2 separate regions of the Homo sapiens genome follow, and region 1 is linked to region 2. Evidence: chromatin loops called from intact Hi-C (ENCODE). Cell type or tissue: heart left ventricle. All regions are shown on one strand. Links, peaks and the distances in the headings refer to the core of each region. The heading gives the core; the rest is flanking DNA.

The links. Peaks named below come from ENCODE experiments on the same cell type or tissue, not always from the same donor. Only the 100,000 strongest peaks of a DNase experiment are listed, where the experiment ranks them.
Region 1: it touches region 2 in a loop (2.4-fold over the local background); 2 of 110 quality-filtered maps call a loop at or near these places.

What each region holds. Positions count from the first base shown.
Region 1 is chr3:7,439,976-7,448,282 of GRCh38, forward strand. The region is part of intron 5 of GRM7 (glutamate metabotropic receptor 7); the gene reads left to right. Among named protein-coding and RNA genes, the nearest start is that of GRM7-AS1, 91 kb to the right of the region's middle. In heart left ventricle, for the core only: no CTCF peak of the experiment used is centred there; no DNase peak of the experiment used is centred there; H3K27ac peaks cover 1,501 bases.
Region 2 is chr3:7,306,545-7,314,851 of GRCh38, forward strand. GRM7 (glutamate metabotropic receptor 7) reads left to right here. Exons shown (of 10, transcript NM_000844.4): 4 at 1-108. Among named protein-coding and RNA genes, the nearest start is that of GRM7-AS1, 220 kb to the right of the region's middle. In heart left ventricle, for the core only: no CTCF peak of the experiment used is centred there; a DNase peak (open chromatin) is centred at 3,307.

The sequences.
Region 1 (8,307 bases), core at 2,219-7,218, 130 kb after region 2:
AACTGGGATAAAGTTGCATTGAGGAGTACTCGGTGTGGATTTGGAGTTCCAGAGAGCACAAAGTATTTGGAAAGCTGGAGGGAGCTGGTTGTTAAACAATAGAGAATTGGCACACAGGGATGAGAGCTTAGCAGATACAGGATCAGAGAGGCTTGTCCAGTGGGCAGTAAAGCTTCAAAGGGAGGCATGAATGATTTATTTCTGAGAATGTTCTAGAGGAGGGAAGTCACTTGAGCCTAGGAAAATGCAGGTGAACTTTGGAAGTGAATTCAAGTGTAAAGCTATCAACTCTAGCAATAGTGAAACACATCTGGCCCTTATTTTGGTAATTTATTTCTGACTGTGGGCTTGGAGACACTGGAAGTAACGCAACATTTCTTACAGCATCTAGTCACACAGAGAAAATAATGTTTCTCTTTGGGGATGACTATTTTTCCTTCCTATTTACAGTTGCAATCACTAGAGCTAGTCCAATATACCCATAAGACATACAACTAGAGATAAAATGGAGTGAAATCATGGCTTTTTAATTTTAATTTGAGTTTAGTTTCAAGAGTACATATGCAGCTTGGTTCTGTAGACAAATTGAGTGTCGTCGGGGCTTGGTGTACATATTATGTTGTCACACAGGTGATAAACGTAGTATCCGACAGGTAGTTTTTCAGTTCTCATCTTCTAGCCTCAAATAGGCCCCAGCCTCTATTGTCCCCTTCTTTGTGTCTATGTGTGCTCAATGTGTAGCTCCCCCTTATAAGTGAGAAAGTTTAATGTTTGGTTTTCTGTTCCTGTTTTAGTGTGCTTAGAATAGTGGCCTTCAGTTCCATCCTTGTTGCTGCAAAAGATATTATCTCATTCTTTTTTTATGGATGTACAGTATTCCATGGTGTATATGTACTACATTTTCTTTATCCAGTCTACCATTGATGGAAATACAAGTCAATGCCATGTCTTTGCTATTGTGAATAGCGCTGCCATGAACATGTGTGTGCATGTGCCTTTATGTTAGAACAATTTATGTTCCTTTGGGTATATACTCGGTAATGGGATTGTTTGGTCAAATGGTAATTCTGTTTTAAGCTCTTTGAGAAATGACCAAACTGCTTTCCACAGTGGCTGAACTAGTTTACATTCCCACCAGCAGTGTATAAGCATTCCTTTTTTTTCTGCAACCTCACCAGCATCTGACCATTTAATAATAGCCATTCTGACTGGTGTGAGATGGTATCTAATTATGGTTTTGATTTACATTTCTCTAATGATTAGTGATGTTGAGCATTTTTTTCATGTGTTTTGGTCATGAATATGTCTTCTTTTGAAAAGAAGTGTCTGTTCGTGTCCTTTGCCCACTTTTTAATAAGATTATTTGGTTTTTGCTTGTTAATTTATTTAAGTTCATTATAGATTCTGGATATTAGACCTTTGTTGGATGCATACATTGAAAATATTTTCTCCAATTTTTTGGGTTGTCTGTTTACTCCATTGATGGTTTCTTTTGCTGTGTAGAAGCTCTTTAGTATAAATAGGTCACATTTGTCAATTTTTGTTGCAGTTGCTTTTGTTATCTTCATAAAATCTTTGCCAGGGCCTATATCTAGAATGATATTTCCAAATTTTCTTAAAGAGTTTGTATAGTTTTAAGTTTTACATTTAAGTTTTTAATATATCTTGGGTTAATTTTTGTATATGGTGTAAGGAGGTGGTACAGTTTCAGTCTTCTGCATATGGCTAACCAGTTATCCCAGCACCATTTATTGAGTGAATCCTTTTCCCATTGGTCATTTTTGTCACCTTTGTCAAAGATCAGATGGCTGTAAGTGTGCAGCTTTATTTTTGGGCTCTCTAAGCTATTCCATTGGTCTATGTGTCTGTTTTTGTGTCAGTACCATGCTGTTTTGTTTACTGTAGCCTTATAGTATAGCTTGAAGTTGGGTAATATAATGCCTTCAGTTTTGTTCTTTTTGCTTAGGATTGCTTTGGCTATTTGGGTTCTTTTTGGTTCCATATGACTTTTAGAATAGCTTTTTTTTTTCTAATTCTGTGAAGAATGTAGTTGGTAGTTGGGTAGAAATAGCATTTAATTTGCAAATTGCTTTGGGCAGTATGGCCATTTTAACAATATTGATTCTTCCTATTCATGGACATAGAATACTTTTCTGTTTGTTTGTGTCATCTCTTATTTCTTTCAGCAGTGTTTTGTAGTTGTTTTAGATATCTTTCACCTCCCTGGTTAGCTATATTCCTGAGTTTTTGTGGCTATTGTGAATGACATTGCATTCTTGATTTGGTACTCAGTTTGGATGCTATTGGTATATAGAAATGCTACTAATTTTCATATATTGATTTTGTATCCAGAAACTTTGCTGAAATTGTTCTGGGAGCTTTTGGGCTGAGACTATGGGTCTTATAGGAATGAATTCACAGCATCTTCAAACAGAGATAGTTTGACTTTGTTTCCTATTTAGATGCCTTTTGTTTCTTTCTCTTGCCTGACTGCTCTAACTAGAACTTGCGATTATGACTTTTGTAAAAATAAACTTTGATAAAACTGATGGTTCTGAAATGTCCTTTCAAATTCTGAAGTGAGATTAATTCCCTTATGTCTTCTCTGTGTGCTTAAGGAGGTGAAGGGGCATGGTAGCAGTGAGATGCAATCATTCCATCCCCACAACATGCCTAGGTTTCATCCAGGAAGGGACTAAAGTCCCTTGGGAGTTAGATGAACCTTCCCATATAGCATAGCTTCTGCAATATGTGTGCCCCTTAATTAGATACATGGGAAGCACATTAATCCAAGAGCATCTGTAAGACTTGACATGAGAGTGGAAACCCTGGTTTTCAGCAGAAGTATTTGAGTAGAACTGTGAAAGCTGACAACATGTTGTATAATTATTTATATCTGTATCCCTCATCTTTAGTAGAGTGTCTCTGTCTGGTACATGGTAGATATCCTTAGATGCAACTAACTTCATCTCCTCTCTTGCCTCCCCCCCATACCCTCCCTGTTTCCCCCTTATATCATCTTGATCTTCTTTTTTATTTTCCTCATTTTCTTTTCCATCCTCCTCCTCCTCCTCTTTTTATTCTACTTCCTTCTCTTTTTCTGGTCTTCTCCCTCTTCTGTTTTTATTTTCATGAGCATCATGTGATCCTTCAGACCAACACAAAAGCAGAAAGAGTAGTGTAATGAATCACCATGTATCCATCACTGAACCCCAACAGCTGTCATAATCTGGCCAATTTATTTTTACAGATACCCTATACATATTTTTTTCCTCACCATTGGCCAATTCAAAGTAAACCTCTACATATGGTTTTATTTTAAACACTTCAGCATGCAACTTTAAGATATAATTGCTCTCAAAAAATGTACAATACACACAAAAGACAATAGTTCATTATCATCATGGAATAGCTAGTCTCTCCCTTCTCTCATAAATGTCTTTATAAAATTTTTTTTTTCACATCAGGATCTAAATACATTGCACATCCCACCTTTATTTGATATGTTTCTCAATTTTTTTGTAATCTAAATATGTTTCCCTCCGTTCTTTTACTTCTTGCCATTTGTCAAAACAGCTTATTATTGGGAACTGAATTTTACTTTTGATTGACATTTTCTTTATTTTCTGCATTTCCTGTAAATTAATACATAGATCCAGAGCTTGATCAGGTTTATGTCTCTCTCTCTCTTTCTGTGTTGATTTGGTTATGTATTTGACAGAATTTCTACCACTTGGTGGTATACATTTAGTATTGCAACACTTTAGAAAACACATAGAATCTGTTTCTTAATTTTGTGTGTTATTAACATAAGAAATGAGAGTAGTTATATTTAGAAGAGGGACTATTCTAGGGGCAAGACTACAAGGTGACATTTTCCTTTCTACTCTGAAAATTTATGTTTTTGTGAAGATTTTTGTTAATTGTTTTTTTACATGCCTACATACGTATGCAATGCCATTTTCCAAACTAACAAACAAAAAACTTGCTAATGTCAAGAACAAAACAGGAGGAGGAAAAAAGATTAAGCTATGGTTCCAGTGTTGTCAACCTGATCTATTCACTGCAAAGTTCACATCATCCTTTTATCTCATGCTTTTAGCAACGATTGATGGTAATTGCACAGATTCGTTTTTCATCTGGCTTCTTAATGCATTTGTGAATAAACAGATTCATGAATGTCCTGAAAGTTCAACCTGAATACAACTCCTGGGATGGCATAAACAGAGTTTCAGAGTGGTACAACCTCCTTATTGAAGGAGGTTTGGTTGAGGAATGAGCTAAGAGGACAGGCATCTATAGAGACATTTCTTTAAGTCTGTTCTAGAAAGAATACTTTTTCAATGATTCTATGGCTTATAGAAGAGGAGCAATCAAAATTGTTGAAGTAGAAATTTGGCTTAAGAAAGCTTAGGAGAAGGAAATCTATGTAAGACATTGAAACTGAATCTCTGTGCTTCTTTAGGAAACCATATCTTTTTGTTTGTTTGTCTGGTAACAAGGTATATTAAGTTTTCTTATGTCAGTTTTAGTGACAAACGGTGTTTTTACCTTTACTGAACAGATTGGCATTACCCACAACAAATTGCTCTTGGCCATAAAGTCCTTGGTGGAGTCTCTCAGGACACCTTTCACATGTTTGGAGTGTGTAAACATTGAGACTGAAACATTCCTCCTTTCAACCTCAGTCCCTGTGTGCATTGTACCTAAACATATCCCCACCATCCACCCCCTGCTCCCAACACACATTTATTCACTGCATGTATCTTTCCTTGCACTTACCTGAAAATTGAAAATGGAATTGCAGAAGAAAACACAGTTTTAAGTGAAGATGAATAGCCCCCCAGGAAGCATCCTAGTTGAAAAATGCTTAGAAATAATGGGTTTTGGCTAGACAGTTTTTCTCCTTTGCTGTAATTCTTTTTGAGTCTTTAACAGAGCACTCAGTACTTCTGCAGAACATTAGGATGTTAATGGTTCAATTGCAATCAAATTTTGGTCATTTAAGCTGGACGATCAATGGGTAAGTCATCTGGCCTTTCTGCGTTGTTTTCTTCCTTCCTCTGCTGGCCTTGTGTCAGTTGTTCTGGGCGTTAACTTTTCCACCCAAAGGGAAGTCAAGCAAGAATACAATGGTGGTTGTCAAAACCATCCATTTCCTCCTTGCAGGAAATTCTGCTGAAACATTCAGTAGGTATAAGAGGATGTAAATAAAAATCATGGCCCGCATGAACTTTTAGATTACTTATGGCTCTAAACTAATATTGAAAATGAAAAGAATTAAAGGAGGACAAGACTGTCCCTTTTCCCTGTGTGGATAGGGAAGAAACCATTTGGCTCATTTTTTATAATGGGCAATGAAGTAACAGAGAGGCAAGAAACGGAAGACAAATGGAGAAAATAATATTAATAGTACTTATCCCAGAAGTGTGCTGTGAGGGTTAAAAAGTCAAATCATGAAAAGTGCTTCCACAGGACCTGGTGCACAGAAAGTTCGCAATTAACACGTGCTGCGGGTGGTGCTGTGACCCCCTGTGAACCCCAGCATTCTTTTCAGGAGTCGCTCATCACATTCAATTCTCACTTATCTTCACCTGCAAATAGAGGCACAGCAATACTGCAGACATTTTGGCTCATTCCAGACCTGACTTTGCTTCTACTGATAATTCTCACAAGGCCATAGGATTTTACTCTGGGATTCTCTAAATGTGGACACTATGAAAGATGCACCAAAGTCAACTTCAATATAACACAGAATCTTAGTTTCACATTAATATTCATTTTATACAGAGAAATGCATACCCTTGAGGGGGAACAATACCCAGTTGACAGAGTTATTTATCTGTTTATCTTTAAATATTACAAAGCTGCAGCAGCTTTGTAATAAGGCTTGCTGGGTTACTGTAGCACTTTCAGAACCCAGCAACATTCTGTAACACTCCAGGATATTCACCCTGCTGTCCCTGTGTCCCCTTCACCCAGAATATAGCAGTTTGTCACAAATCAAATATGCCCTGACTCTCTTTTTCAAAGCTCTTGTAATACATTCATTTACTATTTATTGAAGCATTTATCACTTACAATAGATCCAAACATCAATATTTAAGTTAATTGTATGCTGTTACTACTCAGGACTTCAGCCTCAAGAAATATTTAAGTTTGAGGCTTTACATTCAATAAAATTGTGTAATGCAAAGTCTAAAAGCACTGCCAGCACAAGTGTACACAGCTTCAGATCAGACTTTCCAAAGCAAATCACTTCAATTAATGTTTGAAATAAAAATTTCAATTATTCACTCCCTTAAAACCACATGAGAAGCCTTATGCTGGTTGTTCAGATCTGCTGAATCTTTCTGGCATCTGTGTGTCTCAGTCTACATTAGTAAACATCTTTGATTTGTTTTCTCATAACTCCATCTCTTTCTTTTGGTTTTCCTTTTGAAACACGATTTTGTTGTTGTTGTTTTTGGTCTTGTTTTTTTTTTTTTGTTTTTTTTTTTTTTGAGACGGAGTCTCATTCTGTAGCCCAGGCTGAAGTGTAGTGGCGCGATCTCAGCTCACTGCAGCCTCTACCTCCTGGGTTCAAGGCAATTCTCCTGTCTCAGCCTCTCGAGTAGCTGGGATTTCAGGCACACGCCACAGCCCGGCTAATTTTTGTGTATTTGGTACAGACGAGGTTTCACCATGTTGGCCAGGCTGGTCTTGAACTCCTGACCTCAGGTGATCTGCCCACTTCGGCCTCCCAAAGTGCTGGGATTACTGGCGTGAGCTACCTTGCCCGGCCAGGATTTTTTTTTATATTAACAATTTCAAATCCATTATATCTTTCATTTTCCATATCTTTTTTATCCTAATAATTTGCTGATACATTTTAACTAAGGCATATATTCTGAGGGAGCAGTATGCTGAATGGGCAAATTAAACAGGTCTTTCAAAGAAAAGATCTTCCCCATAGCATGACCATTAGAAATTCTGAGAGTGAAAGAATTTATGGGTTATTCTTGTGTAATGCAACTGACAATTTATTCAACAGAAGGTTAAAAGAGTGTGCCTTTTAAAGATAAATACTGGACTCTGGGTAAAAGTAATAATGAGAAGAAAATCGGGAGACGTGAAAAGTTAAGCTTTGCATACTAGAGAGGTAAAAGATAATGCTTCAGAGTTCTCATTTTATCTAAACCGCAGACTCTTTCCTAGAAAACGTGATGAAAAGGATGAACCTCCTCCAAATAAAGAATATAATAATGTCTTATTAAATCACAGAGATCAAAAGAACGTCCTGTTAATGAAGAATTAATTGAAAAAAAAGCTGATTTTTCTTTGGTCCACTTCAAGCTATGTTGTTGAAAATATCTCTTAACATTGTATTTCAGTGTGTGTGTGGGTGTGTTTAATGCTAGTCCCTTAGAATTTTGTAAATGGGTATATGAATAAGAAGTGTAGTAGTTAAATAAACCTGGAAAATACTGACGATCAAGCTTTAGTAAATGGGTGAACCATTTCATGTATTACTCGGAAGACCATGTGGAGGGTGATTTCAAGCTTGGCTAACTCACAGCTCAGTTGCATTTTCACTTCCCTATCAAGAATTTATCCTTTGTCACTGGTATGCTATGGTCTCCTCAGGACTACAAAATGACTGGAGTAGTTGCGGGGTGCGTGGGCCGGGTGTGGTGTGGGGGATTTTTGACACAATTGACTAATCTCTTTGTAAGAATAAATAAACTTTCTCAGAAGTTCCCCAGCAAACTCTTTTTTTTTTAATATTTATTTTATTTATTTTATTATTATACTTTAAGTTTTAGGGTACATGTGCATAATGTGCAGGTTAGTTACATATGTATACATGTGCCATGCTGGTGTGCTGCACCCATTAACTCATCATTTAGCATTACATATATCTCCTAATGCTATCCCTCCCCCCTCCCCCCACCCCACAACAGTCCCCGGAATGTGATGTTCCCCTTCCTGTGTCCATGTGTTCTCATTGTTCAGTTCCCACCTATGAGTGAGAACATGCGGTGTTTGGTTTTTTGTCCTTGCGATAGTTTACTGAGAATGATGATTTCCAGTTTCATCCATGTCCCTACAAAGGACATGAACTCATCATTTTTTATGGCCGCATAGTATTCCATGGTGTATATGTGCCACATTTTCTTAATCCGGTCTATCATTGTTGGACACTTGGGTTGGTTCCAAGTCATTGCTATTGTGAATAATGCCGCAATAAACATACATGTGCATGTGTCTTTATAGCAGCATGATTTATAGTCCTTTGGGTATATACCCAGTAATGGGATGGCTGGG
Region 2 (8,307 bases), core at 1,089-6,088:
TTTGGGTGGGATCAGACAGCTGGGGATCCAAAATAAACCCACTGCACCAGCATGAAGATATCGCAGAAGGGGCCATCACCATTCAGCCCAAGCGAGCCACGGTGGAAGGTATGGGTTTCATCAGCAGTAGGTTTGCTGAGAGAAGTTCTGGTGCCATGCTGAATGGCCAAGCATGTGACTTTTTAGGGGTTTGGCATTTTTACCAAACTCATGTGGGGTTGTTTCAAACTTATAGCCATGAAATGCAAATGAGGCCACACACCTGGTCTGTTCTTTTAGTTGAAATTCCTCTTTTGAGGAGATCATATTATTTTCATAATATCACGATTAGCAAAAACATTCTTTCTTTTTCATTCATGCCATAGGAACTTTCTGAGAGGAGAGCATTATCATTAATAAGTAAAGTATACACATCCAAGTGTGTATAAGTGAGCTACGTTTTCCAAGAGAATCCTTTCACTTTGTAACGCATCCATTATTTCCTTATTAGAAGAAGTACAAGAACCCTTTCCCCCCTTATCTCTCAAGGTCCCTTCCAGCTCAGGGAGGCTGTAATACAGCACACCACCTCTCTCAGGCACCAGCATCCCCTCACCTTCCTAGGTCCCTTTTGTTTTCACTCTCTCCTTTTCTTGCCTTTCTAAACTTATGCCTCTTTCTTTGCCTTCCTTGCTACTGCAAAGATATTTTGAGAGGCAGAAGTAGGAAAGAGTGTCTGTTGCCACCCTGTAATCTGACAAAATTTGCCGATTATAAGTTATGTTATTCTTTAATTTGGAAAGAAAAGTTGTTTCTAAAAGAAGACGCTGTGTAAAAGGAGCTTCTCTGCTGATAGCCTGCTTTGTGTTCCTTTTCTGATGGGCCATGTCTCCAAAGATTCTCTAAAACATGCTTTGCGCATTAAAAAGAACTCTATCCTCTCACTCAAAAAGGGATCAAATATTTGCATTTTCTATTCTCTCTCCACTCAAATCTAATTAATTATTCTCCTCAGAAGGCTGCATGTTCTGTGTAGGCTTTTTAGACAAATCAGGTTGTGGTTCTGTCACTGTTTCCTTTCTGTTATCTGGAGGAGATAAAAATCTCATGAGTCACCCATGTTTTCACTGGGAGGCTTTGAATTAATTTCATTCCCCAGTACATATCCAGAAAAGATTGCCTATCTTACAACCCAGACCAATGCATTTGCAGATGGGTTGCAAGAATAAAGGACGATATTTTAACCTTCTCCATTCCTTGCACTGGAAAAACTGTGTATCTGTTGTGTGCCTTGCTCAGTGCTAGGAGTCAGGAAAACAAAAGATGAGGACTCAAAATTCTCACCCTCAAAGCATACAGAGCTGAGTGCAGGTGTCAGAACAGGCAGAGACTACATGGGAAACATTGTAAGTACAGTATGGAGGGCACAGAGAGTTACCATGGAGGCTTTCCTAGGGTGGTGGTGATATGGTTGGGGAAGATATCGTTGGATGCGAGAAGTGATAACTGGGATGAAAGTTCCCTCAGAGATACAGGGAAATGAAGGAACAGGACACATTAGGGAAAATACAAATAATTCATTCTGCAGCACTGTCCTGCACTCCTGCCTTCTTAAAATCCTTCCAGTTCTTTAAGAATGTTCCTATTTACAAGACACTGGGGAGACCCTTTCCTCTTCTAGAGTACTAATCATTGCTACACTGTTTGGTTGATTGACTTCTATTTATTTTGGGGGTCTCAGATGTTAATTTTTCATGGGAGCCATCTGTGGCCATCTCACCCCAACCAAGTGTGGGTTAGAAACCCCTTCCATTCCTTCTATGGCATCCCACACATCTCCTACTGTTGGAACTACCTCTTTACTTGTCTCTGTCTAGAAATATCCCTATTATGCACCATCGTACCCCCAGCACATGGTTCTTTGCTGAAAGTTGTAGGTGCTCAAACACATTCTTAAGTGATTATGTGTCTGGAGGGATGGAGGAATCGCAGATCATATAAGGACATGGCACAAAATCAGTTTGAAAGTGGGCCAGAAGTTGCATTGCAAAGGGTCTTGAAAACTGTACTAAGGAGTTTGTTACTTTATGCTGAAAATCTGAAGAGCATCCGCATGTGTGAGATGTGATTGTGGTGGCATTGGAAGGTTTAGAAGTTCACTCAGGTGACTGTAAGGAGGGGTGAAGGGCAAGAGTTGGGTGAGATTCAAGGAAAACGAAGAACTTTCAGGGCTTCAACTGAGGTCCTCTCTTCCTAGGCTGTGGATGCCATGTAGACACAATGCACATATTCCATGGCCATTAACCCCTGATGCCTGATATTTTAGGGAACTTACTGGGTTATCTCAAAGGTTTAACAAATTATTGAGGTAAAATATTATTTTCATGTAGATATAGAAATATACAAATTTACAAAATCAGACAAAGAACAGCATCATGAACTAGCAAAGTAAAAATTAAGATTCCAAAGAATGAAATTGGAGAGCACTGTTTTAAAAACAATGTTAGAATGTGATGGAATAGCAAGAGTTCATATGAAATTTTCTAATCTCACCCAGAGAAGAGTGAAGATTTTTTGTGGCCATGTACAAAAATGCTGTGGCTTCCATCTAGCCATATTGCCTAGGTACATTTCTTATAAAGAACAATCAAGTTTTGTTCACTTTCGTAGCAGACAGAACATTAAGATAGCATCTATGCATTTACAGTGTCACTTCTATGAAAGTTAAAAAAGAAGAAATGCATTCAGTTATGCCAAAGCTTCTGAACAAAACTATGAAATAATCTAAGATAAAACTATAAATGGAGCAGAGCCTATGTGGGCAAGTAAGTTTTCCTGTCCTTCCCTACAGTCATTTGCTTGTTTTCTTGTTTGTTTCCTTTTATCTTTTTCCTGTTTTGCAGATGTTTCATATTGAATTATGCTGGGGTAGAATATTTTTCAAATATTCATGATACTGCTCCATTCCTATATCTTTGTGTTGTATAATGCTATACCCTCAGATGGAAGGGAAAAGCCAATCAGTAATCTACCTTTTTTTCCCTTTAGATCCATATCATGACTACGTTCAGCAAACATCTGGATTTTCGGCCGGCATTTTTCTGAGTATGCATTCAAAATAAGCAGAAATTGTGTTAGGCCAAAATGCTGGCAGATTTATTGCCTCTTTGAAAGTGGCCTTTCTCTTCTATCTGTACTTATTCTCCATTTGTGGAAAAAGGGAACTTTAGTGTTTCTTAGCCAAGGGTGTCATTTCCCCCCTTTCGATTTAATGATGAAAGGAGCCAGTTTCCTGGAGGGGTGGCTGTGGTCCCGCTGCCTGCCCAGTGTTTATGGGAAATCTGGGGAATGTCTCTAGAACTTGGCAGCACTCCTCCAGCTCCTGAGCCAAAACACTTCTGTAATTTTTAGTGTGTCTGCATTGTCTGATGAGCCAAGGAATCCCTGGCATTTCCTCACTCATGTGTTGCCCCATTAACTAGACTCTTAATAATCCTCTGCAGCCTCCAAGGAATCTGCAGAGTACTAATGGCCTACGTTGCCTTCAACTCTTCATCCTCCAAAGTGCTCTGCTTCTCTGAAAGGAGGCTGTCCTAGGCATCCTCTAATTATGGCCAACAAGGGTCATGGACCAGCATAATTTCATCTCTTCCATACTCATTAACATTAGGAAGCTAGTATAATGAAGGGTAGATTTTCAAAACTAACTATAATGACTCTCACAATTGGTGATGATTTTCAAATGGGACTGTAGAACAGCTTGGTTCATGAGTTAAATCTGCAATGTATGTAGGAATAGACAAAACATACTCTGGACCCAGCATTAAAGAGCTAGCTTTTTAAAAATAATAGTAATTTTTACTTATGATTTGAATGAATTCTTTATTTTTCCTAAAACTGGAAAGAACAAAGCTGTGAAGATCTGAACTAAAATATTCCTGGCTCCAATTTAGATATGCCCTACTTTAGCTTCTCTTGATTACCTGCAATGGTCTACCTGTGTCACAGGGTTTCTCTAGGTGAATGGGGAAAAAAAATGAGAAAGAAAATATTGCCTTGAACCACAATGCTGCTTCTAAGCAATGCGTATGTCTTTTGGCCCTATCACCTTGTTTGATAAGAGAGCAATGAGATACTGCATGATAAACCTGTACTCCTGCTATTTGTGGCAGAGTGGGTTTCTGTCACTTGCAACCCAGACTACTTGAAAAAATATAGTTGAGCCCAAACTACTTGAAAATATGGTTGAAAGCTTCTTCAGGGCCTTTTGTTCCACTTTTTATGGTTTCTGAGTTATACCCTATCCAAGTGCCATTTAGCCTACATCATTCCACTCTCTTTTTTCTCTCTTCCCTTATCCCTCTCGCATGAGATCTCTGCATTCTCTGAGCCCCATTATAAGTCTCATCTACCCTTCCATACTTTCCTTTCCTCATCACATCAGCCTTGTTCCACATCTCATCCCCTCAGGTGTGCTGTGTCTATTCCACTTTGAAGCATCTGTCACATATAATTAGTTATTCTTTGTATATATCAAGGTTATTAAGTAGGATCAAAATGATACATATATCCTTTATGAACAAGTTCTAGAGGTCAAGAATAAAATAGTAAAGAGAAAAATCTTTTTAAAAAAGATAGATTCAAATATACCTGGGAAATGTAGATGAACTATGCGGTCATTCTCCAGAAATCTAATTGAGAATTGAGAAGAGCTTTGAGAGACAACTTCTTCTACAGGAAGAATGATAAAATGAGCCAGATCCAGTAAATAAGTTTTCATTGTCAAAAGGAAAAGACAAACTTCCCTCTTCCAAGGCCAGCATCCACTGGACTCATAGGTGAAATCCCACAGGGAACAGGCAGGCAGACCATACATAAGAAAGGATCTCAGTCTGATAGGCTAAGCTACATAGTGGCAACAGATAGACTCTCAATGGACTAATGGAATGCATGAATATTTCTCACCCATGTAAAGTCTTCTGTGGTTCTAGGAGACTTCCCAGGGCATTTATCCTCCCTGTATTGTTCTGCAATCTGGGCCGTCTCAATCTTATGGCACTTGTGTTTCAATACATTTTTTTTTTTTTTGGGATGGAGTCTCGCTTTGTCACCCAAGCTGGAATGCAGTGGCGCAGTCTTGGCTTACTGCAACCTCTGCCTCCCGGGTTTAAGTGATTCTCCTGCCTCAGCCTCCCTGAGTAGCTGGGACTGCAGGCATGTGCTACCACACCTGGCTAATATTTGTATTTTTAGTAGAGACAGGGTTTCACCATGTTGGCCAGGCTGTTCTTGAATTCCTGACCTCAAGTCATCCGCCAGCCTCAGCCTCCCAAAGTGTTAGGATTACAGGCATAAGCCACTGCACCCGGCCTCAACACATTCTTCTTTCACCACTGTACAGCTTTGGAAAGAGAGTGGTAGATTCACATACACTACTCACAAATGCTTTTACCTGTAAGAAATGTCCATGATTTCTCCTCCTCTATCATTAACCAATAACAAAGTCATAGCAAATTTTCCTTTCAAGGAGCTTGTTTATGAAAATAAAGGAGAGCTGAATATTGATGAATCTGAGTCCTGTCTCCCTCAAGCTCTGTTTAACTGAAACCTTTGGTAGCATTTAGGACACTAGGAGCAGTGCTTTGGAACTTTTTAACAGCGGGCAATAAATGATGAGCGATGCCCTGTCCCTTACTTTGCCACAGATGTCTGAACAGCTCTGACACCACATGCGGTGTCTTGGCAGCAATGCAAAGGAGGGGCTTCCAGGGTCAGTAGAAAACATGCTACTTGGCAGTGTCTTGGCAGTGCTACTGTGGCCAGAGGATCCCAGAAGAAGAGAGCAGTTCCTCAAAAGGAAGGGAGGCAATCAGTAGACTCATATGAGAGAAGTAGGTGGACAACCTTTGGGGACATACTGCAAGAGCCATGTGGGAAAGTGTCCCTGGGGCTTGGTAGGGTCGAGTGATATTATTCCATTTATTCCTGCAGACTGTAGCTTGGTGAAATTCCAGTTACCTCAAGGAGACTGTGGATTTGTCATTTGTGACTGATGTTCTTGACATTCTCTTGGCCTTTTTGATAAGCAGAAAACTTCTCCCAATATGTTGGTTTAAAATGCCAAATGCTGACTTACCCAACCTTCCCTGCAGTTAGAGGATGAACAAGTGACTTAATCCTGACCATTGGGATGGATGATGACATTATCTGAGGGAACTTCATAGAGATATTTCCCTCCCTTAGAAAAAAAAAATGTCATGTTAATAGGGCAACTATATAACATTTTATCCAAACCAGAACACCTTAGAAGTAAAAGGGCCATAAACTGTGATTGTCCCAGCCAAACCAGGGTATGCAGTGACCCTTCTCACATGAGAAACTCCTGCCTTCTCCTCCTTTTTTTTCTTTTTTTCTTTTTTTTTTTTTTTTTTATCTCACTCTGTCACCCAGGCTGGAATGCAGTGATGTGATCTCGGCTCACTGCACCCTCCATCTCCCGGGTTCAAACAATTCTTCTACCTCAGCCTCCCAAGTAGCTGGGATTACAGGCGCCTGCCACCACGCCCAACTAGTTTTTGTATTTTTAGTAGAGATGGGGTTTCACCATGTTGGTCAGGCTGGTCTCAAACTCCTGACCTCAGGCAATCCGCCCTCCTCAGCCCCCCAAAGTGCTGGGATTACAGGCGTGACCCACTGCGCCCAGCCTCTCCTCCTGTTTTTAATGTTATCATGTGAGGACAGGATACTTGGAGCTGCTATAGCCATCTTCACAGAAAGGAAATATTAATACCAGAGGAAGGCAGAAAAGACAGATAGAAAAAGCAAAAAGCCTAGGCCCATGATGACCTTACTTAAGCTGTCAAACCAGTCCTGGAATTATCTACATTAGTATTTGTTCTTATGTTAGAAAAATTACTGTTATCTTTAAGCCCCTTTTAAGCTATATATTTTGTTATATGCAACCTAAGGTATTCTTAATAAAATACCTTTCTTATTCACCTCTGTATACCCAGCACTTGAATATTACCTGTAAATTAATGGACTCTTACAAAATATCTGTTGAATAAATGGGCCTTACAAAATGATGATTTTTTTAAAAATAAGGAGTATAAGTCATTACTGTAGAGTGAAAGTTCAGATAGCTTCAAGACAGATTGTTACCTTTGCTATTAATATATATCCCTATATTTATCACCACAGGAAATAATATTTTGGTAAATTTCTATTATAAGGTGAAGCTATTTCACATGCGTTTTTTATAGAAATTATGAACTTTGTGAAAATATCCATGCAAGAATTGTCCCTAAGGGAAAATATAAACTAACGAATGCTCTTACAATCATGAAGTCAGTACAGCTTGTGGTTCATGAGTGGCAGCAAAGTTGTAAAATGGAGAGAGAGAGAGAGAGAGAGATTTAATATTTTAAACAAATACCCTTTGTGTTGAAATTAGAAATGTATAAATATTGATATCCTGAATTTTAATTCTAAAGAAAAAAGCAGAACGCCAGTGTCTTGATAAAACATTTCTCAGGTCTAGGAAATTAGACATCAATTATATTATTGGAGGGTTTCATTGAATAAGCACATCTGACACTGGGTAGATTTTTCCTTTAAAATCATTTAATACCTCAAAGCTTAAAATCTTGAATTTCATGTGACCCTTGCCCAATTGAGAACTGATTATGTGTATAATGTGTGCTCAGGATTATAAAATGATTCATCTAACTATGTCAGCAGCAACTTTCTCCCTAAGTTATCGTATCCACATTGTAATATTCCATCCCCCGTCTTTCTCCCTCCCCCCTAAAAATTGATTTCACTGTCATCACATCATCATTAGCATCTCTATATATTGCAAAGTTATAAGTAATGGGCTGTTGGATATGGAAGATAACATTCATCCAGTTTTCAAGTGTTAACTGTCTGCTGTTTGTCAGACACTGACTATGGCCAATTGCTGGTGACCACAAAACAGAGATCTTTGCTAACGTATGAATTTACACTCTAGCAGAAGTAGACAGATGATAATCAATAGGCACAATAAGTAAGTAAATTATATACAATAATAGGGGTGGTAAAAGCTGTAATTTCTACTCTTTATTGATACTTTTTATTTTGGTCATGTCTTTTTTTCCTATTTTCACTTAGTTCTTTGTCCATGGTTTCCTGTAGCTCTTTGAGATATTTAAGATAATTGATTTAAATTCTTTGTTTAGTAAGTCCAATGTCTGGGCTTCTTAATGGACAGTTTCTGTCCATTTTTCCTCCCTTTGAATAAGCCATATCTTCCTATTTATTTGTATTTTTTAAAATTTCTGTTGTCAA